3 separate regions of the Homo sapiens genome follow, and all the other regions are linked to region 3. A link is a loop called in an ENCODE intact Hi-C map of the cell type or tissue named here. Cell type or tissue: ascending aorta. All regions are shown on one strand. Region 1 overlaps KALRN (kalirin RhoGEF kinase). Region 2 overlaps KALRN (kalirin RhoGEF kinase). Region 3 overlaps KALRN (kalirin RhoGEF kinase).

Region 1 (5,000 bases), 160 kb after region 3:
CATCCTTGCGATCTGAGACAGATCCTGAGGAAGCTGCTCTTGGAAGCCAGCAATGGCATTTAGTCATGCAAAGCAATGAGCTGACTTCATTTTCCTCAATAAATATTTCATTGAGATTCAGAGAAATAACAGAAATCTTACTCATGAGATTTATGTTTGTCTTAATGATTCACAGCATAATTTGTTGCAAATTAAATATTTATTTTAATATCTTCTTGGGTCTGAAAACTTCTGTCCATTTATCAGTGAGTCTTTGTACCATCAGTCCCCTCACAGATGTGAAGACATTGGGAACAGTCTAATTCTTCTCTGAAGTGGGAGTTTTTCCTTTCCAGCTCCCTCTTAATGAGGAGCCTGCACCACATCTGTGCAACAGTTGCACTGTCTCTGACACATCCCCCAGGGCCCTGTCAGTCAGCTTCCACTCCCTGTTGCCTCTCGCCTTGCAGGTCTCAAATCTACACACATTCGTAAAAGGCTTACCTGCTCAGCTACCTCTCCCACCTCTCCCAGCCACAGAATCCCAGAGACACTCTCTGTAAAACAAGGTGGGGGTTGAGAGAAGGAAGAAAGCTGGGCTCTCATTACAGTATGATGAAAAGGAGACCGGAATTGGAACAAAGAGCTCTGAGTTCAATGTCACTACTCCATGGACATACAGTCTTATGACAGTCACTTATCTGGCCACGTCCTACTTGTAAAATGGGGATACATATACTGCTGAAAGACTCAAGTGAGATAGATGGTGGACATGCTTTATAAACTGTAAAGAATGACAACTACCTGCCAGAGTTGTGACAATTAAATGAGAAGACGGATTTCCAGTGTTTGGAACAAATCTGGTATATAATAAATGTTCAAGTAAGACATCGTTATAAAAATATGAGAAATTAAATATGTTTACTTTTTTTAGAGTGCAATGACTATTTAGGCCTCACTGCCTGGCATTTACATGTGGCCTAAGGGAACATGTCCCATGACTCACATAGAGAGATGCACAGAAGTCTTAGGAATCTCCAGAGCCCACGTGAGGGACAGAGGGCTTCTGTGGATGCATGGAAGTGTCTCCTGCAACTCCACGGAATGCTTCTGGGGGCTGGAAAGTTGTACTTTTTAAATGTTCACATGTATATCTTTGCAGTCTCCTGCAGAAACCCTCTCTCCCACAGAGATGGCATAATCCTAACTAAGTTGCTAAAACTTCCCTAGATCCTAAGAAAAGCATTCCCTGTTTACTTCACAGGGAGTATAGTCTAAGCCACACACCCCCATCGGCCCCAAGAACAGCCCCCTCCAAGTGGCAGCCAGAGCCATCTGCCATCTGTAGTCCCTCTGTCCTGTCCCCCAGCTGCGAGTCCCACCACGTAGTCTCCCTGAAATATGGCCCAGGCACAGATGGAAGTGTCTCCTTCATCTCCACGGAATGTTTCTGGGGGCTGGAAAGTCTGACAGTCACCCTGAGGGAAGGCACTCTCCTCTGCCTACCTCCATGCCAGCCCTCAGGGAGGTTTCCTGGATGATCCCTAAGAGGAGGCAAGATGGATCTGGGAGGAGGGAATGAGTAGATTCCCAAGACAGCTTAAAACCCAAAGAGATTTTACGTTCAACATTAATTAAATGTCATTTCTAAAATTTTTAAATCCCTGGCACTGTGAGAAAGATTTACAATGCTAAAGCAAAAAGGGCTTCTGAAAAGTAATTATAAAGGCTTATAAGTTAATAATGGCTTTGTACCTTGTACTACTACAGCTAATTCCATTATCTTAGAAACTAAAAACTAATGTTCAGTAACTTGGTGAATGCCTCAATCTGAAGCTTCTGAAAGAACGGTGCCAACAGCCTTCTTGGCCACCACATCATGTTAAGTAATTCTCTCCTCCAGGAAGCCATCCCAGAATATCTCTCACCAAGTCTGAGTCATCCATTCACTCTAAACACCACCCACCCCACTCCCCCGACACACACACTGCCTTAATGTTCCTCTACTTCTTCCGGAAGAATCTTAAATTAACACAAGAGTGCATTATTTTAGCACCTATAAAAGGATCAGCTGAGTGATATTAGCCAAAAGGAATGAATGAACTGTTTAAGGTGTCAAAGCACTACAAGGGTCAGAGAGGTTCTGAGCAGGAGGCACTTTTGTAGCATCCTTCAAATCACACCAATTCTGTCTTCTCCAGAGATGACCCTTAATAAATGTTTAGTTATTTAAATATAAAATAATTTGCTGATTCTCCCCACCCCCAGAATGTTCAAGGGAAAAAAAAAAAACACTGTTTTTCTTTTCCATAAAAGAAATTCCTAGTATAGACCCCTAGCTCAGGGCAGCAGGTCAACAAAATACACTTGACCACACACCAGCCAGTCCCCCCTTCTCTCCCTCTGAGCTGATGCAGATCAGAAGGAAGCCTGCAAGGTCTGAAATCTGACCTTCCATCTGCCACTTGATCTTCCATCTGCCACTTCCCCAATTCAAAAGGGGCTAGGGGCTGGAGGATACAGCAAGAAAGATCTCCAGGGATCCACTTGGTGGTGAGCAGATGTTAATTTGGACTCCAAATAGGATAGAGTAACTCTGCTTCAAAGCAAGAGGCCTAAGGTCACAGTCAAAGACACTTTGGTGGACAAAGGAGATTCCAAGATGTTACTGAACAGTCCAACATCTGACTCTGCCTCCAGGAATCTACAGTATAGGTACAGTAGTCTCTCCTTATGCGTGGTTTTATTTTCCACAGTTTCAGTTACCTGTGATGCAATATAATAAGATATTTTGAGAAAGAGTGATACCACAGTCACATAACTTCCATTATATTGTTATAATTGTCCTATTTATTATTAGTTATTGCTGTTAATCTCTTACTGTTCCTAATTTATAAATTACAGTTTATTGTAGGTATGAACATACAGGGAAAAAACATAGTATATTTAGGATTCAGTACTATCTGTGGTTTCAGGCATCCACTGGGGATCTTGGAACGTATCCCCCTCAGATAAGGGGGAACTACTATATTCTCATCATCATTTCTGGACAGAAGAGAGGAAAGGATACAAGACTTAAGATAAGAAAAGCTAGATTAGAACCTAATTATGCATACCATTATCCAGGCTGAATGACTTTGTCAAGTCACTTAACTTATTTCAGCCTCAGTTTCCTGATCTGTAAGATAGGATCTATACTATTTTGAAGGTTGAGATAAGCACTTAGGACAGTTCCTGGCACATAGGAAGTACTTAATCAATATAAAAAAAATTACTTAGTGATAATACAACCATTATCAACAGGCCACATTCTCCAAGTTCTTTTTCCAGTACAAGGACTAGATTTTTACTATCTGTCTATGCTATTTTTGCTGGCCCTTGCATGACTAATAAAATGCTACTAAAAGACTACCAGCTGGAACAGAAGATGTAGTCTCTAGCCATGACCAAAGAGAAGATATCTGGCCACCAGAGGGAAGAGAGCTGGGCTGCAGCCTTGGCCTCATGAATATAACATCCAGGCCAACTAAGCCAGCAGTACCATACGGATATTCTAAAACATCACTGTCACTGTAAGATAAATATGCACCATACCCTTCATTTGAGTACAGAAGTTTTAAGTCACCAAATTTGATTCTTTGTGGACCATACACTGATAAATAGATCTTATCTTTAAAAATGCATCCCCATTTTTGTTGACAATCCTGTCTCCCACAGTGAGAAATGTTCCTGGAACCAGGGTCTGTTTCAGGAAACCAATTTAAATTCATGAAGCTTCTGGTATTTATGATAAAATGAAAGTAAATCTAGTTGAAGCAAAGACCTACATTCCCAAGACAACTGACCATTCATTTATTAGTTGCTGCCCCTAGCTAACACCCAAACCACAAGCTGCCGTTGCTCGACCTCCCTGCAGGAACCCTGGTCATTCAGAAGTACCAGGGTGAAGCTGAAAAAGAAGGGGGAACAAATAGCTTTAAATCAAGGGACACACCCTCTACAGCCAAGGTCAACACCCAGGAAGGGCAGCAGGGCTCGGACAGTGGCAGAAAGACTCCACCCATACAGCACTTTGAACAGAAGCTCTCTTCCAACTGGAGGCATAGAGCTAGCTGCTAATCTGACGGACGCCCAAAACAGAGAAGTGGGTAAAAATAAAATTACGACTGCTCCCGTGAGAAGGCCAGGAAGAGAACATATCGAAACAATCATGGCCTGCAGCCCTGCCTAACACCAGTGCTGCTAAGTGACCTCAGCCAAAGGCAGGAAATGATTGATCAAGTTACTTTTCTTGCTCAAAATATCCCAATGGCTGCCCATAGACTACTGAATAAAATCCTAGCATGGGACCGAAAGCCCACCCAACCAACCTTTCCAGCTTTCTCTCTCAATATTCCTAATCTCCTTCATACACATTCACAATGTGTATAAACACACATCCACCACATAAAGACTATTTCCCAAATTCTCCCTTCTTCTCTAGGCCTCCTCTATCTCCACAAGCCCAACTTTTACCCATCCTTTAAGGCCCTTTCAAGATCAAATCCACAGCTGAAATTCTCCTCCTCATTTTCTCTGCTCCCATGGCACTTTCTAACTGGGTAATGTCTTCCCTTCACTGTCATTCTCATGAAGACAAAGATTCTGCCTCTCTTGTTCACACTCATAATAGTGCCTGCACAGGGTAGGCATTCAATACATATTTGTTAAATTGGGGAATACTACCTCACTGACGGGAAGTTTCTTCTGTGACTTGAGTTTCCTAGCCTTCACCAGACAAGACATCCCATTAACAGAGGCAATCCAAATTCCACTGGCTTTGGCCTGATCTTCTTCCTCATGTTGCACCTCAGCCCCTGAAAAGTTTCATCTCACTATGTCCAGGAGCCCCACTCATATCTCCCCATGCTCATTCCTGCTCACAAAGCATTGTCAGCCGTACCTGCCATGTCCTTCCTCTGCTGCTCTGGCTGCCCGCTGTTGCTGGAGGATGCCTGGGGTGCCCTCTGTGAGGACACCAG
Region 2 (5,000 bases), 190 kb before region 3:
GGTTGTACATTGCCTTCTGGGGTTACTATCTGAGCAAATGCATTGTTTAGAAATGCTTCCTGGGTAATTCCCACACATCCAGTCCATAGATGAGCATTTAAAGGCAACTGTCCTAGATTCCAGGATGCTTCCAGATGGCAAATCCTACATCGGCTCTATAGGATTTAATTTAGGGGGAGAAAGCTAAGAACATTTTTTTTTTTAAAAAACCTATTCAGCTTGTGCCAGGCATACCAATTGATAAGTTTGAATAAGATATTCATTACCATCTCAATGTAAATGTTGAAAGTAAGTGGCAATATTAAACTCTGTTTTACTTCTTAATTGGAAGCTTATGAAGATGACAGATTATGTAAGTCTGATCCATATTATTCTACTTACTTCAAATAGACATGATGAATTCAAATTAAAGCAAAACAGCTCACAACTCTCTTCACAAATGATGAAACATTTCACCTTAGCTGTTCTATAGCAGCAATTTGGCCCTCACTACTCCAATAATTACATGTAATAAATTGTGAAGGAATGAGCAAAGCAAGTCATTTGTGTGAATGTCTGGGGTTCTTTCAGAAAGGAATAAAACTTTTAAAGAAATGTCAAGATCAAGGCAATGCCATTACTCTATTAAATTATTATAATTTAATATATTATGCAGTTACTTTATGAGGAAAATGCTTCCTTTTGGCTTTGTACACAATCCTGGGAAATGAAACTGCTGGCATTTATTAACAGAAAGCTTTCTGAGTTTTGTCATTAAATATGATAGAAACAGCACTATTTCAAAGGTACTGGACTGGTTCTGTTATTCTCTCTGAAGATGAATTTGGTCTAAAATCTCACTGCTTCTGGGGAAGTGTATCCTTCATTAAGGAGCGCACAATCTTGTCAGCAAACAGACTTTACATCAAGGGTGCAGTCTGCATCTAAATGGAAATAACTATTTGATGACCTTGTATGTCAATGTGCATTTGCTTGTTGGAACGCCAGAGGTGGTGATAGGGGAAGGGGCCTGTTGTGGCAACGGGAAAAAGAGGAACAACGTGGAGCATACATTTAAAAATTAAGTCGGAAATGGGGTGGGGAGAAAGGTGTGAGGTTCATGTATTTATAGGAAGTCCAGGACATTGCCTTCTTTTCAAAGCAAGGCTGGGTAACTGCCTTCATGCAAGTAGAGCTAGAGATTATTTCTAAAGAATCCATTAATGACCAGGCAGATTCAGAGCCTAGAACATAAGAGGCTCTAGACCATAGGGGCTAAGATAGCCGGTTAGCATACTGGAGCAGGTATTAAACTAATGGAGGGTCATGTACACTCAGGGAAAGGTGCTGGATTTTTCATGTAACAGTTCCAGCACAGTTGGATCACCCAGGCTGAGCCATGAGAAGCACCTGGCTTTGTCCCTTCATTTCACACTTGACACTTTAGCTCAGGTTAGGGATGAAGAGGAAAGGTCTGCAGGGCTGGACGCCCATTCAGCACATCACACTCTCAGCCTCCAACCACAAGCAGCAAAATTTACCTTGCTGCATGGTTACCTGTTGAATATGTTTTTGCCAATATCTTCTAACTTTGTCTAATTTGTGTGATCAGATGAATAAAGTTATTTGCATAGATATATACCAAGTTTAATGTTAAAATAAAATACAAAAGATTAATCTTATGCTTAATGTTACTCATCTCCAATAAGGTGGTGTTTAGCAACCAGGCATGGATGCTAAGAAGTTAGTGTGTAAAACAAAAATTAACATTACTTTGACACATCCAAACGAAGTGTTTAGACTTTGTCTTGTTTTGGGTATTCCCTAACGTCTATAATCAGCCCCAATGTTGATAGCTTACTGAAAACACAAACAACAGTAACAAGACCACAGCTACATTTGTATAGGGCTCCTCTGATGGGTTCTGCAAGTTACCTCTTCAAGTGTGCGTTTGGGGACCAAAGAAAAATCACAACAGGCCTTCCCCTTCCTCTTTCCTTAACATTTGACTATTAAGAAAATGACAGCTGGATTCTTTGGCTGTGTCACTAATTTTGGTTTGGGCAGATCATAAACCTTTGTAAGTTTCAGTTTCTATAGAGCAAGGGAGAACTAGATTATCTTTAACGATTTCTTTCGGGCTTTTATATTTGATAATTCTATGATTTTCCATACGTGAGAAACCACTAACACCAAAGGCATTTGGAGTGGGGGAAGAAGCTTAGAAAGCATAGAACATGCACATTTTAAGCAAGGGTGTGTGTGTTGGGAAGGGGTAGGAGGGGCAAAGAGGGAGGAAAAGGTAGCAGCAGCCTGACAGGGCGGCCTTTCCCCAGTGGCCTGAACTGCACATCCCTTCTCTCACCACCTGGTGGAGCTAGCGCTCTGCCGTGCAGCCATGGATCAACCCCCCCCTTGTGTTTCAAGGGGTTGTAAAATCAATTTATGGGTGGCAACCAGAATTTTAAAAAAGAGGAGGAGGAAGAAATAGAGCCTAACACAAAATACCACAGTGCATCACACATAATGCAGGTGTTTTTCAAAATTTAACTTCCCTGTTATATATAGCATATATGCATGCGTATATCAGGGCATAATGTACAGTCTTTTTCTTTGGTTCATGATAAAAATGGTTTGAAAAACACCACCTTGCTCATTCTCCCTCAACAGGATGGTAGCTCTGGGAAGGTCTAGGTCTTTATCCATCTCTTTCCCTCGATCTCCTTCTCCTCATCCCCTCCCCTTTCCCTAGGGCCTCTTTCCGCAGATGGATCTACCTACCTACCTACCTGCCTGACTACCTACCCTACCTACCTATCCACCCTCCCACCGTCATTGCCTCCCTCTGGCTCTCCTGCTTCTCTCCTTCTCTATCTCTTCCTTTCTCCTTATTATCTGTCCACTTCATGGTTTTCTCACTTATCCTCTATCCACCTAGCTCTCTCTCCTCCTTTCCTTTTGTCTCTCCCTACATTTCTGAATTGCACTATCTCTGCCCACCACCTCTCCTTTCTTTTCCTCGTCTTACAGACATGGATGTGAGAAGACCCAGCCTACCTGGGAGTGCGACAATGAGACCTCTCTCTGCTTCCCATGACCCAGGATGGAGCCCCACTCCCAAACCCCCTATTGCCTCTCTCAACCTCCCTGCTAGACTTCACCACTTTTCTCCCTTGCAGGGCCTTTGTTCAAACTTTATTCCATCATCAAGGAAGCCATCCCTGCCTGTAAAAATCCCACCCCTTATTTAAATTATATCTCAAATGCCCCCTTCTCCATGAGGCCTTTCCTACTCTCCAACTGAGGCTATTTTCTTTGTGCTCCACTTGTGCCCACCTCCACCCTTATTGCAGACAGATATGTCATTCTCAGAACCCAGAGGGCAGAGGCTGGGTTCAATCACAGGGTACCAGCTTCATCTCCAATCTAGCCACCTTTGGCCCAAGGGAGGAACTCTGGGAAGTTGACTGAAATGTGGCTGTGGTTCAGTCGCTCATTGGGGTGCCCTTCCCTAAATTCCCCAGCCTCGATTTTACCCCTGCTGCTCACCCCTCACTGCTCCTGGCTGACCCTGGCCTGGTCAGTGCTCCCAGTTCAACCTCACACATCTCTGGTCCTGCTCCTTCGGAGCAGGGAACACCAGGTTGGGAGGGCAGTGGCTGGTGGCCAAGGCCAAATCTAATAGCTTCCAGCCAAGCCTGGAGGGAGGGAGTGTGCAGAAGGGGCATCTAACCTTGGTGGTTGGTCCCTAATTTGAAAATCTAGACCTTGCTGAAAACTGATTTATTTCAGGTAATTGTTGTAGGGGTGTGGCACAAGAATGACATAGCTCTGGGAGAAATGGGTAGAAATATTCATCAAATTCTAAGATCCACATGGAAGCTGTTTCACTATGAATTAAACCAGCCAGATGTGGCAGCCACCATTGGTGGTCTAGGGAGTGAGAGAAGGGGAGAGAGTGCTGAAGTGGGAGACCAAGCCCTGGAATCTAAATCCTCACTTTTAAGGAAAGGGGAGGGGCGCACACTGGGCAAGTAACGACTCCTCTGGGATTGTCTCCTTGTCTGTACATGGAGAGGGTTGTACTTGATGGTTGAGAGGACCCTCTGAGCGCTGGGAGTAGAGATTTTATGAAAATGTTATTGCTCAGACTCACATATGACCCTATCTCCAAAAAACCAAAAAGGAAGAAGTTCAGATTTAACAGAAGGTGATGAGCATTTTAAACAAAAAGCTGTCCACAGCAAAGTTGCAAATCTAATAACAGCAAGCTGAAAACAAATTATTTTCTTGAATTACAAGTTGTATGCTAGGCAAAATGGGAAGACTGCATTAACAAAATCATTACTGTCTAGGGATCTACTAATGGAATATATTCTCCTGTCTGAGTGCTCCAGGAATGCTTATAAAATGCAATCAAAATAGGTCTAAGTCTTGTGTAGATAAGTAAATTTCATGATTATATAGTTATTTCTGTAGGAAAGAGAAGTAGTGCAAAATGGGGAGAGTGGAGGGCAAAACGAAGTATCATTCCACTTCAGTCTCCGGTTTGTGTTAAAGCCAATGTTTGCAGGTATTAAATTCTACATATTAAACTGTTCTTTAAAGAAGTTTTGGTGCTGGGGAATTTCCCCATTCAATACCTATAAAGACAAAGGTCCTTGAGACAGACAGATCACAGACACACACACACACACACACACACACACACACACACACACACAGAGCAAGAGAGAGAACTAATCCTGGTTGCAATTTTTCAAAGTGACACCATTTAGACAGATCAATACTATCTAGTTAAGATATGTATTCACCACATAACCCTTGGTCTAGGTGCTAATTTTCTAGTGACTTAGCTAATTAAGTTAGCAAGGTCGTGTCAATCTCAATCCCTTTCTCTCTCAATCTCTCAATCTCCCAATATTCCTTCCTCCTGCTCTCCCTCCCATAGGCTCTCTCTGGATTACAGGCAGATAACCTGAGCTATGCACTAGAAATGAGAGGAGCATGTTTCCGTTAGA
Region 3 (5,000 bases):
AAAATGTGAAAAATACTATAAGAGACGTATACTGTGGGCTGACAGTAGAGGAGCACTTGGTCCAACTTGGCAGAGATAGGGTTAGGGAAAAGCATGGATGGCTTCTGGGTGGCAACACCTGGACAGCACTTGAAAGACAACAGGATTTCATCAGGCAAAGAAGGTGTAGTTTGCAAGGGCATTTTAATCAGAGGAAATAGCTTAAGCAAAGGCCTGGAGGTTTAAAGCAGCAGCATAAAATGAGGGATTGTAAGAAGCCATAGTAGGAGATAGGGAGATACCAGATCACAAAGGGCAAAAGATGCATTGGGGAACCACTGGAGGGGAGTGATAGCTCAGATTTGCTTTTAACTACGAAGTGAGTGTCTAGACTGAGACCCTCCCAGATATACAGGCATTTATCTCATTGCAAAGGGGAGACCAAGCCAGCCTTGATCTCATAGAACAAAAACCAACTAGCACATTGCAGACTTCTCACCAACTGATGGTCTCTGCCTCCGCTTTCTCCTCCATTTTGTTCCCTCTCCCATCTTTTTCACACAAACTATTCAAATGTCTGGGTCAAAGAAGATAAAGATCATAATATGATAATATATGAAAAGTTCTGAGTATAGCATATGATACATAGCAGATCCAGAATGTATGCTAGTCTCTTTCCACTTCCTCTGGGTTCAGACAAGATAAACTGGCAGTCACAACAAGTAGTTGCTGTCTGATTAGAGAAACTAAGACTGCGAAACTTCATGCTAAAATCACACACTGTTCTTGACAGATGAGCTGCAGTTCAGCAGCTGTCTGGAGAAGCACACACTCAATGCTAAGCCTTAAAAGGCCACTCTCCTCGCACTTGCCCTCCTCAAGTTAAGTGATGTAATAAAAAATCTCACCAAGTCATTAATATAAATATTTTCAGACTTTAAATAAGGTGTTTTTGCATTTTATTTCCAGCCTATGAGCCTGGATGCACTTTATTCCCTGCAGCACTGGCAACACACTCATTACCCTCCTGTGGGGAAGGAATGGTCATCCAGGAGCCAGCAAGTCAAGCAGATGAGAAACAGAACTAACCAAGCCAGGAGTCAGCCCAGACAGCCCCGGGATATTGACTCTGAGTGGCCAAATTCCTTCCATTTGAACCACAAATGCTGATAAAATATTTTCAGGAACACAGTGAGGGAATGTACTTCACTCACTTCCCAAAATGTAGACTTGAAGAGGTCAAATCCTATTTAATCCAGGCTGAGAAAATAATGCCCAACTTTATCCCGGAGCTAAATTTAGACATAAACTGAGATCTGGCCCTTGGCAAGTTAATTTAGATGAGCTAATGGTTGTTCCTGGCATAAGGGATACACTCAATAAATGGTAACTATTATTGTTACTGCAAAAATGGAGTGTCTGTTGGATGTTCTCATCTAGTCCTCCCACACATCCTAAAATCGGCTGTGCCAATCACTTGCACATCTGGGAACAAAGCTCCACATGAGGCTAAGGATGAGGCAGCTCTTTCTTTGGGAGCCCCTCTCTGGGAGGAGGCAGGCTTCCCTGTGGGAGCCCTTCTCTTGGGGAGAAGACCACCACCTAGCTATGCTGGTATGTGCTAGGTGGGCCTGACCTTGAGCTTAGGAGGAGGACTAGGCACCCCATTTTGCCCCTTCTCCCCTCTTCCAGCAGCAGCCTCTGCAATGGGGCTCAGACAGGTAAGGGGCCATGCAGGGAGCCAGGCTGGGCACATCCACAAGGAGAAGCTTGGCAGTGTTTCCAGCTTCCAGACCCTACAGGATATACTCTGCAGGGCTTAGGAAGAACTTACTGAATGAAGAGCCCCATCACTCCTCAAGGCTGCCAGAGGACCAAGGTAAATGCCTGTGTTTAGATAGCATCCATTGTCCCTAAAAGTAGGTTAGAGGCCAGGCGTGGTGGCTCATGCCTGTAATCCCAGCACTTTGGGAGGCCAAGGTGGGTGGATCACCTGAGGTTGGTAGTTCAAGACCAGCCTGACCAACATGGAGAAACCCCATCTCTACTAAAAATACAAAATTAGCCAGGTGTGGTGGCACATGCCTGTAATCCCAGTTACTCAGGAGGCTGAGGCAGGAGAATCACTTGAACCCAGGAGGCAGAGGTTGTGGTGAGCCAAGATTGTGCCATTGCACTCAGCCTGGATAACAAGAGCAAAACTCCATCTCAAAAAAAAAAAAAAAAGAAAAATGTAGGGCAGAAATGCAACAACCAGCTAACACATGATAATGTTTTTAGTAACCTTCATAATCACTTCTTTCACTTTTCTGTGCCTTAAAACAAATTAAAATTAAAATTTCATTTAATTATCCATCCTTCTTCCAAAATGTCTTCGGGAATTGTTCCCACTCGTGTCCCACTGCCAATCCTCCTAACACGAAGGCCTTGGTGCTGCCTTTGCCCCCTGACATCCAGCCAGTCACTGGTCTCATTTTCTTCCCTTGAGTGTCTCGAGGGTTTGTCCCTTCCCTTTCTACTTTCACTACCACCTCATCTGTTCCCACTTGGATTAGTATAAAAGGACCAGAACCAGTTTCTTGCCTCCAAATCACTCTTTCCATTGCAAGGTGAAACTTGCTAACACCCCAGTTTTCAACAGTGAGTGCATTAAGGTAGCGTTCCTAGAAACCATTCAGCAGTAGGTGGTGCTCTTGTGTCAGCTCAGTGTTCACAGGTTTTGTTCTATTCTCAAGCAGCCCAGTGAGTACAGACTGTGTCACGGTCAACTATTTATTTGGCACTAAGTATCTCTGGTCAACACAGAGTAATTGAAGACACTGGTCCTAACCTCCAGAAATTTTCAATATAATTGGGGGAATGAGATCTTTGAGCACCTAGCTATAATGCTAGATGGCATGGAACAGGGACAATTTGAGGGGGATGGATAAGGGCTGCAGGAAATGCTCAGAGGGAGAAAGAGCACCTCCAACAGGGCAGAACAGAGAGAGTAGCATCTGAGCTGGACCTTCAGCTGGGGGAGGGTTTTAATAGGCACATATAGTGGAGCAGGCATTCCAAATGGGAGGAGTGTTGGCATGAACAAAGGCATGAAAAGGTGGGAATGTGCAAAGCACAGAAGAGAATGCCCTGAGGGATGGGAGCTGAATGCCCAAGTCCAGTCTCACTCTCCATTCTAGGGCCCTCATGTTTGTACCCCCTCTTGCCACCTCATGACAAGGTCACCTCCCCAGGGAAATCTGGGACAAGCTGGTCAACCCAATCTCTAAAGAGGATGGAGGAAACCAAACCCTCTTTTATCTCTCCACCAGAACGCATATGTTACAGAGTATATCTTCTCACCACATCAGCAGTTGTTCCTATAGCAGGACATTCTTATGCTAGAGAAAGCTTACTAAGGAGAGACTAGAGGTGAACAAACCAAGAGTGGGATTTCAAAGGGGCCATGGGATGGGGGACTGGGGGAAGAACCCTTCTGGGATTCCAGCTAGAGGCAGATTTCCTCCAAGAGATTAATATTCCTTTGCGTGTTTTTTTTCTTTTTTTTATTATACTTTAAGTTCTAGGGTACATGTGCACAATGTGCAGGTTTGATACATAGGTATACATGTGCCATGTTGTTTTACCACAGGTTTCCGACTCTTTACAAGATAAGAGTATGAGGCTTTTGCTCTCCTTGGGAATGACCTCAGGAAGAGCCATGGGATACAGGAATGGGGTTGAACAGTAGATACCCTTGAGTTGGGCTTTTCCCTGAGAAACAGTAACTACTACTGACCTTGGCACCAGAACACTTTAACTCAACATTTTCATACTGGAAAAATCTCTCTGTGCTCACATGTGAGAAGACATCCTCCTGTATTTATATATGAGATGGTGTCTCTCTCTATTCAAGTGAGAGAACATCATTCTCTGGGTGGGCAAACTCTTGGGGTTTCAGATCAACTAACTTGGGCTACAAAAACTAGTGCACCTACACATACAAAATCTCATTCTCACCTGTGCAAGTGGGACCAAAAGCTGCAGACTCCTCCCATTACCCCTCATCCACTTGAAAAACTGGTCCCAGGAAAGCTGCATTAAAGAGTTTAGAGCCCACGTCAAACGAAAATAGGCTGAAAGAACTCACAGAACTTTATCTGGTGAAGAAAACATGAGGAAGGTCCCCAAGCACTGTCCCCAAGTTATGGGAGAGCTGCCCTGCAGGGGAAGGAAGAGAGTAGTTCCCCAATGACCCTGGGAGACAGAGATGGGACTGCAGGGTGTAACTACAGGAGGGTAGATTCTGGCCTGCTGGAAGGAGGACTTTCTAACAACTGGGGCTACAGAACAGTGGAACAGGCTGCCTCACAAAGCTGTGGCTTCCTCAGCCCTGGAAATGCTCAGAAGAATCTGGAAAAATGCACATCTGGAAGGGAGTTCTGCCATGGGTAAGGGATTGGACCTGAATCAAAGACTTTAGGATTCTCAGATGCTCCTGGCAAGACCTGAACCATTTGCCAGAATCCAGTTTTCCTCGTGGTCCACTGGTTATTCCATGGACTTCTGACTCTCTGTTGTGCTCTGACTCCTGGTAACCCACATGGCATGAACACAGACCTCCTGCACTCCTCTCTGTAGAGCCTGTGCTCCAGCCACACCCAACTGCAGACATTCCCAGGATCCAGCCTGCATTTTGAGGCTGCTGTGCCTTTGCTCACACTCTTCCATCTCCCTGCATCCCAAACCCTGGCTAAACATTTCTCCATCTATGCTCCCATAGCACTAATAGACACCGTTGTGAACTTACCTGTGCAATGGCTATTTGTTTGCTGGTGCCCTCTGCTCCAACATGGCCAGGCCTGAATGTAGCTCATCTTCCAATTGCCCATCCCTGGCACAGTACTCGGCACAGTGATTGGCTTATCTTCAGCAAGTGTTCTCTAAGATCCTGCCAGACTGGTTACAGCTTCCATTTCCTTTTCTCCCTGCTAGCAGCTGACCTTGTGTCTAATACCCACTGATGAGGTCCTCCTCAAGAT

Evidence for each region. Hi-C counts contacts between places; a loop is a spot of excess contacts. Peaks named below come from ENCODE experiments on the same cell type or tissue, not always from the same donor. Only the 100,000 strongest peaks of a DNase experiment are listed, where the experiment ranks them.
Region 1: a loop joins it to region 3, with 3 times the contacts of the local background. A loop is called at or near these places in 3 of 110 quality-filtered maps.
Region 2: it touches region 3 in a loop (4-fold over the local background); 5 of 110 quality-filtered maps call a loop at or near these places.

Annotation. Positions count from the first base shown.
Region 1 is chr3:124,114,592-124,119,591 of GRCh38, reverse strand. The region is part of intron 1 of KALRN (kalirin RhoGEF kinase); the gene reads right to left. Among named protein-coding and RNA genes, the nearest start is that of MIR5002, 16 kb to the left of the region's middle. In ascending aorta, no CTCF peak of the experiment used is centred here; a DNase peak (open chromatin) is centred at 1,951; H3K4me3 peaks cover 352 bases; H3K27ac peaks cover 4,694 bases.
Region 2 is chr3:124,465,738-124,470,737 of GRCh38, reverse strand. The region is part of intron 25 of KALRN (kalirin RhoGEF kinase); the gene reads right to left. Among named protein-coding and RNA genes, the nearest start is that of MIR6083, 94 kb to the right of the region's middle. In ascending aorta, a CTCF peak has its summit at 2,345; a DNase peak (open chromatin) is centred at 2,342; H3K27ac peaks cover 1,442 bases.
Region 3 is chr3:124,279,585-124,284,584 of GRCh38, reverse strand. The region is part of intron 5 of KALRN (kalirin RhoGEF kinase); the gene reads right to left. Among named protein-coding and RNA genes, the nearest start is that of MIR6083, 92 kb to the left of the region's middle. In ascending aorta, a CTCF peak has its summit at 2,668 (motif pointing right); DNase peaks (open chromatin) are centred at 1,044, 1,566 and 2,666; H3K27ac peaks cover 5,000 bases.